Regions from separate parts of the Homo sapiens genome. Here region 1 is linked to region 2. Evidence: chromatin loops called from intact Hi-C (ENCODE). Cell type or tissue: PC-9. All regions are shown on one strand.

Region 1 (5,000 bases), 57 kb after region 2:
TCCACATTTAGCAGTTGTGGACCATGGGAAAGTTTCTTTACATCCCTGAGCTTTAGTTTCCTCACCTATAAAGTGGGGATAATAATTGCCCCTATTTTATGGGATTCTAAAGATTAAATGAGATAATTCACACAAAGTGCTGAAGAAATGCACATAGAAAACATTCATTAGATTAAGTTGTTATTAGATGTGATATATTAGCAGTTTTAAAAATTAATTATAAATTTTTAAAATGATTTATTTTGAGTTTACTTGTTTATTATGTTTCCCTTATTCATATATGATCTCCATAAAGGCGGGGGCTTTGTTTCTCTTATTAATAAGTAAAACAGAGCCCAGTGCATGGTGAGTGCTCCAGAAAAAATTATTTAATAACAGAATGATCACATGTGCATCTGATAAGGATCAATACTCTTCCCTGACTATAAGGATTTGATTGAGTCTACACTATCTGATGTGGATCCATTAGGAAGATACTAGTGGTAGGGGGTCTCTTAGCAGAGGGGAGTGCAACGGTGAGAGTATGATGAGGGTAGATACAAGGAAGGGTAGTTGTTCACCACAGTAGTGGACATGTAGCTGAATCCAGAGCTGATGTGAGAGGCCAGGGCTTCAAAGGGCCAAGGAGATAAAAGAAGGGAATGTGGCTCCAGTGCAGAAGACAGGGAGGGGTCTGAGAGTGTTGTGAGGACAGGCTGTGTGCATGAGAAACCATCTGTATAGGACCCCCAGCAAGGTCACAAAGAGGACAGTTCTATCTCAAGGACTGAGTTCTTTCCTGGAAGCATAGCTAGGACTTTTGTTATAGAAGCAAGTCAAGGAAGAGAAAAATTTTAAAGAGTAGATAAAGGAAATGGCCCTAGAAAAGTGACTCCCAGGCCCACATCAAATACTACTTCCATTAAAAACCTTCCTTGATTAATCCAGCGCAGCCACTTACATGGCATTTAGCTTTCACTGTCTTCTATTTTGAATAATTTGTGTTCAGTACTTATTTGGACTACTGAATTATACACTGAAGTTTTCTCCAACAGGATGGTTTTGCCCAATTTTGTGACATCAATGGGGAAAAAAAAGCTAGACTGATTAAATCATGCCTCAAATGCCTTTTTGAATGATTAGAAGTTGATATACCTTTGACTCCTTCTGGGCCTCAAACTGTAATTTCCTTAAACAGTTCACAATTCCAACTCTCTCTCTTTCTATCTTTTTCTTCCTGTCTCACATCACTGCCAAAATTTGTCCTAAATGTTTAAGCTATGCTTGTTGTATTAGTTTTGGATTTGTAGGGGCCAAGGAAGAACGTTCGCCTTCGTCCTCTGAAGGTTCGCTGAAAAGTCAACTTGCAAAAGGCAGAGGAATCAGAGTAAAGGCATACAGATTAAGGTGTATATATGGGAGCCTTTAGATGAAGACCCAAAGATACAGAGGAAATTGTCCATTTTTATGCTTAGGTTCAACAAAATTCCGCAGACAGCTATGTAGAAATATGAATGGAAAAAAAGGGTATGATGTAATGCTAATAGATGGACTGAGGAAACCCAGCAAGGCCTGTCTAGATTCTGCTTGGCCTCTCTGAGCATGCATTCCTTCCTTCTGGATATAGGGCAGAAGCCTCTCTGGAATGAGGATCTTATGACCTACAGTCAAAAATGTTAGCCCAGGTAATTTCTTTATGGTCAATTTTTACGCAGAAAGATAGAGGGAAAGTTAGAGCAATATTTTTAGGTTTTATGGCTGGCTTTGTGGAAAAGAGGTTCTGGTTTCTATGACCTGCCTTAGAGAAGAGGGCTTCTAGTTTCTAAAGAATTCTCTAGTTTCTACAGATTCTCACCTTGGGAGAGAATGGGACTGAGAGTTAGGGGGGCAGGAGAAGGTCAGAGAAAAACTTTTGCTTCTGAGGCTTTCATTTTGGGGTATTATTTTTGGAGCCCCAGCAACTTCCTTCATATATTTATGCAGATTGCTGTTGTCTAAAATGGTAAACTTTTAGAAGATGGGCACTGTCTTTATTGGTGTATTAGCATCTCTGCACTTTGAGTTAGAACAGTGATACTAAGCCCTAATTTTTCATTCTCCAGGTGATATTTTTTAGTGACATCCACTTTTTCTTCTTTGATAGTTCTAACTCCTTGACTAATTCTCAAAATAAATTCTTTTCAATTAACCATAATTTACAAATACTATGTGCAGAGAGTATTTCTAAGGTTATTTGGAAGCAGCAATATAAACATTTGTCATAACTCCTCCCAAATTGGAAATGGATCTATGAGAGGATAACAGCTAATAGTGTTACTATTCATATGTATAAAAGTGACTTAATTGATGAGGGTGAGGAGCAGGGCAGGTTAAATCTTTCCTTTTATGAATACTGTTGTTTCCTGATATGCCTAGTTTCAAGAAGTTGGGCAAGCTAGAAGTTGGATTATGACTTCATCACCTATGACTCACATGGAATGCACAATTTTGATCCAAAACTTTTGTTCTAATAAGATTTCAACTTCCAAACATTGGTAGCAATGAGAGCCAAGAGCAGGAATGTGACAGTGTGCCAGGTTGATCACAGTGTTTAGGGTTTTGTTTTTTTTTTTTTTGTGAAATGAAGTCTCACTCCATTGCCCAGGCTGGAGTGGAGTTGTGCAATCTCGTCTCACTGCAACCTCCACCTCCTGGGTTCAAGAGATTCTCCTGCCTCAGCCTCTTGAGTAGCTGGGACTACAGGCACGTGCCACCACACCCAGCTAATTTTTTGTATTTTTAGTAGAGAAGGAGTTTCACTGTGTTAGCCAGGATGGTCTCAATCTCCTGACCTCGTGATCCATCCGCCTCGGCCTTCCAAAATGTTGGGATTACAGGCATGAGCCACTGCACCTGGCCTATGCTTTCTTTTTAACAAAAGTTGTTTTCAACAAAATTTGACTTTGCTCAAGAATGGCACTAGTTTTTAGAAAAATTTTGGAGTGGTGAAGTCAAGGAATTTTCAACTGAAGTAGATCATGTGCTCATTGACAGCAGCAAAATGGCATCCGTGGGGGATCCTAACATAGAGGCACCATTTCTCCACTCAGGGAAAGGATTAGGCATAGAAATGCAAACATCAAGCTTTGCTTGGTACACTATTATTTCCTTGCTGAACTCCAGATGATAAGGTAACCAACTGGCCCTGAAATCGTAAGTGGGTGAATTCAACTATCAGATGCTTTACTGTGATAAAAGTGTCAATAATATCTCAGACTTAGGCAGTGCTTTGTAGTCTACAGAGAACTTTCATCTACTTTCTCTCACTGGATCTTATCACTTGATTCCTTATGATAGGCAAAGTTAATATGCATATTATCAAGTCCAGGTCTAGCTCAGTCCTTGCTGCATACATTATTCGTGCTTAACTACTTATAGAATTGAAGTTGTTGAATCTACGGTTTCAGATAAGAAAAGAATGTTTAATGATTTCTGCAAACTCAGCCATACCAGGTGAAACTGCTAAGACTTAAAGCCATCTTTTATGCCTTGTGTCCTCTGATGTTGCCATTGGCGCTTGTAAGAACACTTCTTTTCCCCAAGTCACTGTTGATACCAAAGAAAGCTATTATCCCCACATCTATCCCTGGTGCCACTGAGCGGTAAGGATTTGAACAAGCTTGAGAATAGTGTTTAAAGTAATTAGTTCCATATTAAAAAGAAAAAGAAGAGAGAGTAGGAAGGAGCAGTAAGCAGAAAGATGATTAAGGCTTTGGGTGTGGATCAGAATGGTATTTAAAATAAATACAACAAAAGTTATCCAATAATCAGTAAACAGTAATATAATTAGAATTTTTTTTTCCTATTTACTTCCTTTAACATGCAATGGGGGGAAATGGTAACAAAAAAAAAAGTCAAGGACTCAATCAAACAGATGGTTCTCAAGTTATTATTTTCTCCTTACTGTTGTTTACAAGAAAAAACTCCTTTAACAAACCGTGACTCACAGATTCCAGTGGGACCAGAAATTCTCTATGTGAAGGAGAGGAAAATAGTGGGAAGAGAACCCGCATCATAAACTTTTATTATGCACATTATTATGCCTCATTAATTAACCCAACCACTGTCCTAGTGACGTCTTGGGCTCACTTCACAGGAAAAAATTAGTCTGGATTGCCAAGTTAAATAGACAATTACAGGAAGATCAAATTATGCCTACATTGCATTCTGTCAGGGCATCAAGCCAAATTCATGTCAAACTCATAAGACTGGAATATCCTTAAAAAAACAGCCCTGAAGAACCAATGTCACAAGCCATTTGACGTCCACACGGAGGATGTATTGATCTTGCCTGAGCTTCCTTTCTCAGAATCGCATAACAGACCAAGAAAGAGGGCTTTCTGAGCATCTTACTCTCTTCCACACAGCAGCTGGCTAGATCCTTTGTTATGTACAATAAAGCACAATGAAACAGGGAAAAACATCCCACCTCATGAGCTCCATCCCTCATCCTGGCTGGCAGCTGTCACAGATCTGAAGAAACAGCTTAGACATTTAAAGAGAACAATGAAAATCCCCAGTGTAGGTTTTCCACAGTGGAACCCTTGGTTCTGTCCATGATCTTGAGGAACACTTTTCCAAAAAATCTGAGCTGAGGCCAAAATGAATAAAGCTCACCCCAGATTTTCAGAACCCACAGTGGAATGCCTGATGTCCCCAGCACCAGAGACAACACGATACTGGAGAGAATAAGAACAATTGCCACAATGCTTTCAGGTAAGGTGATGTTTGCTGGTGGTTCAGGACTCAAAAAGAGAATTGAATGTGTCTTGTATCTACTGAGGAATGAAAGTTTAAGAATTTAAGTGTGGAAGACTGGATGCAACTTGGAAAGAAAGCTTCTTCCTGATTCCCATTCTGGGACATTCCTCCTTTATAATCAGAAGTGTCTACCTGAAGCCTTTTTCCATGTTACTTCCATTTTATGAAGAACCCCCGCTCCCTCAAGTGGTAGAATCTATTTGCTCCCCTCTTGTGGTTTT
Region 2 (5,000 bases):
GTAACCTTAGGCTAATAGCCATTCACTCTGAGCCTTTTTTCCTGTAGGATAAAATAAAAATAAAGTTGCAAATGCATGTAAAACCCCTGGGGCACAGTAAAGAGAATAAACATTCTAGATGGCAACCTCTTTGATGGCAAGTCTTAATTCTAATACTACTCCAAAATGCAAGGCTAACTGTGATTTCATTTCAGGAGTGTATTTTTGCAAATGATTATGTAATCAAAGATTGAGGAACAAAAAGAAGCTGCATTAAAGTTGTGACTCAGGTGACTAGATGAAGACTGGAATGACTTTCTCACTTCTGTTACTGTGCACACATTTTAGAATAAGACAAAGTCAGTCTTCCAAAACTAACTTTTTAAAATGTTTTGGGGGTGGTGTGGGAGTGGAAAAGGGAAGGCAGCACTAAAAGGGATATATGAACACTGATATTTTCCCTCCGTGTGAACATACTTTCATAGGCTGCCCCATGGATGGCTTTGTGATACCTCACGCAGTTTCCTTTCTCATCAGCCCTTCACTTGTCCTAAGGGACAGCACCCCGCAAAAACACACTATTTCACGTAGACCTGCAGTATCCACAAAGAAAAGATGATCTGGGACGTCCTCTGATCTTGCGTGTGGAGGATCCTTTGCCAGCTTTAGAGGAAGACAAGACATAGGGAGAAAAGGTTTTTGTTGTGGTTTGTTTTTTTTACTGCGACCTGAAATCCGCCTTACCAAAACCCATTCCAGAGAACTTTAGCCTTGGCTTCAGCCAAACAGGCAATGAAGTGTAACTTTTCAGTGACTATTTCGGTTCCAAAACCCTTGTATATATGGATTTATTTGGAAAAATAAAGCCTTAAAATAGAAGTCCAAGCTTATCATGTGCAGGCCTTTTCCTGCCAACTTATAAGCAACAAACTGGTGTATTTCTTCTTCCTCTTTGAGATAGAGTACATTCCAAGAGGAAGTCGATGTCAAGTATTTGGATAAACAGCTAAGATTTGAGAACCAGCTCTCCAGCAATGGGGGAGGTTTTCTCTAATATGTCCTAAGGCTGGTGTGCTACAGGTTTGTAGCAATTATTTCTTTTTTTAAAAAGCATTTTCTTCTCATTAGGGAAAAGACTTCTTGAATGAACTAAAGGGGACAGATGGAGACTTGGAACATTGTCATCACCCTTGAGCCTCTGTAACTATGATTTCTAGGGCACTCAGGTAGTTTATTGGGCAGTCATCCGAGGGGAAACTAAACACATGTTAACATGGACTGGCAGCCCCTAGTCTAAATTCTTTCAGCCAGTGGTCCCCAACCTTTTTGGTACCAGGGATCGATTTTATTGAAGACAATTTTTTCCATGGATGAGGTTGGGTGGGGGATGGTTTCGGGATGAAACTGTTCCACCTCAGGTCCTCAGGCATTAGAGTCTCGTAAGAAGCACGTGACCTAGATCCCTGGCATGCGCAGTTCACAATAGGGTTCGCGTTCTTACGAAAATCTAATGCCGTGGCTGATCTGACAGGAGGCGAACCTCAGGCGGTAATGTTTCCTCGCCTTCCACTCACCTCCTCTGTATGGCCCGATTCCTAACAGGCTACTGACTGGTACAGGTCTGTGGCATTTGGGGACGGGGACTCCTGCTTTAAGCCATAGGGTAGCAATGCTTCATTTCCATCCAGAAAAGAGGAGAAAGCGCAAGGGATGGTTGTTGCAAAATCATGTTCCCCATCAAGGGAGTCTCTTGGAGACAGTGGAGTCACATAACCAGCATGGTGACAGCAGGAATCAAGCCAGCTCCTGAACCCAAGTAGGAAAGCAGGTGACTGAATGGCAAAAACTGCCAGATACAAATATTTTCTTTTGTGCTTCTCTGTTTTTGAAGCAGCTCATGCCCTGGGAAGATGAGGATGTCTTACAATTGTTTCCATTTAGTGATGCAGAAACTGTCACAACAATGAGTCACTGTTCTGTACAAAAGAGACCTTTGGTGGTGGAAAACTGGTGTGTGTGTGTGTGTGTGTCTGTGTGTGTGTGTGTGAGAGAGAGAGAGAGAGATTGCTCAAATTGCCATTGCCTAATCAGCCAGTAGTGATTGAATGGAGAAAGCCTTTGAACCAGATCTCAGATTCAGGGTGCTTTCATGGAGCAAAGAGAAAAAGACTGAGAAATTCACTATGGTGAGTATTGAGGTTGTACTGCAGCTCAGTCTGGAGAATTGAAGGCTCCTTCCTGAAAGGGTATGGGGACATAGAGAAAGATAGCATCAGTGGATCAAAGCTACCACATTTTTGCGGTTAGATGGAGATTACAGTAGGGAGTGACAGAGATAAAATGTTAAAAACCTCCAACATTCCAGTTTAGACACAGCCCCTCCCCTTTCTGGCCATAGTGACCGCTCTCTGGCAAGCACTGCCCAGGGAAGATAAATCAGTTAGCCAGTGGCCTAAGGGTTAGGACTTTAAAAAACAACAACAATAAAAAAACCAAGAAGTTATAAACCGTGAGTCCACAAGTGGCCCCAGGAGACTTGCCTTCTGCATTCTCTCTGTCTGCGCAGGACTGTGAGGCATCTCTGGGAAGCCATCAGCTCTCAGGGGCAGGCACAGGAAACAGCTCTTCTTGTTGGCAAAATCCAGTTCGGTGGTTTGGAACAGGGTAGACAGAGAAACAAACAAGTGTTTGTTCATAGGCTGAGACCTAGGGGGTGTATAAGGAGTAATGATCCTATCACCTAAGGAGGATGAATTCTGGGTCATTTTATGAACTGTCTTCCTTAGAAAAGCCTCCGAAGCAACTGGCAGATGAAAACTGGAAACTATTTTGAGCTGGGATCAGGGAGTCCAGGGAGCTCAGCAGACCAGGTTACTGCCACTGCCACTCACTAATTAAGCACATGGACAAATTGCTGCCTTTTCTTGGCCTCTTTTCCTCCTCATAAACAGATGAATCCAAAACTTTTCTAAATCCAAAACTCACCAGTTACTTTTCCTCTTGTCTGCTGATCTTTACTTTTTTTTTTTTTCTATGACACTGCATTTTTCCCCCCTGATGTCAGGATCCAAGAGAAAGTGAAAACCTTTCTCCTGATACGGTCAATACTGGAGAACTGGGAACAATGTCAGAATGACCGGCCACCCTGAGCCAGCCCCTTCAATGGCACTGCCCCTGGGGGCTGTTCAACATATAAACTGGGGCCATTTAACATATAAACTGAATTCAAAAGTTACTTCATGTTCTACAAAAAGAATATGTTTTATTTTTAATTTACCTTCATTTTCAAAAAAATCAAGATTCTCTCTTTAAGGTGCCCCGGGCCCTATGTGTCATGCAGTACCCATTTGCAGAAACATCTTCTGTCACCAAGAGTTTCGGAGACAGTTTTTGTAGAGTTCCAGGCCTCAGTTTCTCTCTCTGTTGCAGGGAAATAATCAGACTTACCTGCCATCAGCTGCTCTGAGGTTTTTTGTGAGCTTCTCAGCTGACAGTTTTAAAAAGTAAAAACTATCCTTATATGTGATTACGTATCTTCTCAAATAAGACTTTCTTACATCTGCAGAGACTGTTTAGTCTCTTAGTCTTTTCTAGAATTCTGGGTTACGTTTAAAACAAGCACTACGTTTTATATTAATACCAAAGCTTTGAAACCACCGTGGTTAATGACTCTACCAGCTGCTTTTTGTCGTCTTTAATAGTGACCTCTTTTTAGGAATAACTGCCACCTAATACCTTCCTCTCAAAGACTAGGTCAACAGAGAGTCATTTGGCTGATTTTTCCATCAACAAGCTAGGGGGCTGGGGGTTAGCACAAACTGGTTGTAACCATTTTATTCTTCAGCCTCTCTCTGTGCCTGTGCCTCAATATTTCTCCAATGAATGCTAGTAGCCTCAGGATGCAGTACAATGATGATACTATCCTGCCCTCCGAAGAAAAGGCACTGTTTTCCTGCCTGCTTCCCTCCAAAGCATAAACACACAAACCGTATGCTGATAGCATCATTGTTACAAATACAAGCTTGAGATATTTAAATATTTGTGTTTAGATTCCATCTTTATCCATCACTCTTTTGCCTTTGTACAATTATGAAATGCAGATATTTTCATTCAATATCAAAGCATCCATCCAGCCTCTTAGGAGAAATGCTGGCTTAGTTAGTGAAGTCAAAGCTTTTATGCCTTGAGTATTAAGCTTGCTGGGATCAATACATGGGAGCAGATCGTGGCAATTCTGGAATCTGGGACAAGCATCATCAGAGTGTGATCCCATCTTGAGTGCTCAGTGGAAGTAACTCCAAGCCAGGGGAAGTCCCACCAGAAGAAAAGGCTGACTCTAAATAAGGTGCATGTTTCCAAACTATTGGTGCCTTTTGCTCCTCTGGCTTGTGTCCTTCCCAGGGTTTTATACTCAGATACTGGAAGTGAAACTCCTTCATGTCCAGCTCACAGCTGGCTGCCATCATGGACTCATGGAACTAAATGGATCGTGGGGCCCTTGACACAACTACAACTCAGCCCTCCTCTCACTTCTATTTTTTGTTGTTTGTATGTTATGTACAATTGACTGTAAGTCATTAGCAAACACATTTATTGGTGGAACCATGTAGTATTTAAGAACATAGGCTTTGAGGTTCAAAATTTGTGCATTAAATTTTACCTCTTGTTATTTGCTAGCCTTGTGGCCACAACAAAGTCTCTTAACAGCCTAATTTTTCTCATCTGTAAGATGCTGCTAATTATGTTTACTTTATTGATTTAGTATGAAGATTCAAAGAGATAATGTATGTAAAAATGAAAGCATGATATTTGGAGAATTTTAAGCATTCATAATAATGTTTCTCATTGTTAATAATACTGATATTTTATGGTTACATAAAAGTATTAGATTTAGAAGGTGTTCCAGCCCATATGATAATGTCTTTTCTTTTTTTGTCTGAGGCTGAGAAACTAAGATATATAATAATACCAATAACCAAATTCAGAGTCTTTTTTGATCTCAATTTCAGTGACATGAACAT

Evidence for each region. Hi-C counts contacts between places; a loop is a spot of excess contacts. Peaks named below come from ENCODE experiments on the same cell type or tissue, not always from the same donor. Only the 100,000 strongest peaks of a DNase experiment are listed, where the experiment ranks them.
Region 1: a loop joins it to region 2, with 5 times the contacts of the local background. A loop is called at or near these places in 1 of 110 quality-filtered maps.

Annotation. Positions count from the first base shown.
Region 1 is chr1:221,390,140-221,395,139 of GRCh38, forward strand. The region is part of intron 3 of LOC105372932 (a long non-coding RNA gene); the gene reads left to right. Among named protein-coding and RNA genes, the nearest start is that of LINC02817, 56 kb to the left of the region's middle. In PC-9, no CTCF peak of the experiment used is centred here; a DNase peak (open chromatin) is centred at 2,452.
Region 2 is chr1:221,333,344-221,338,343 of GRCh38, forward strand. LINC02817 (long intergenic non-protein coding RNA 2817) reads right to left here and starts at 2,953. Exons shown (of 2, transcript NR_024236.1): 1 at 2,520-2,953; 2 at 1-642. All of the region lies in intron 2 of LOC105372932 (a long non-coding RNA gene), which reads left to right. RefSeq lists an enhancer at 2,083-3,282. In PC-9, no CTCF peak of the experiment used is centred here; a DNase peak (open chromatin) is centred at 2,258; H3K4me3 peaks cover 357 bases; H3K27ac peaks cover 2,219 bases.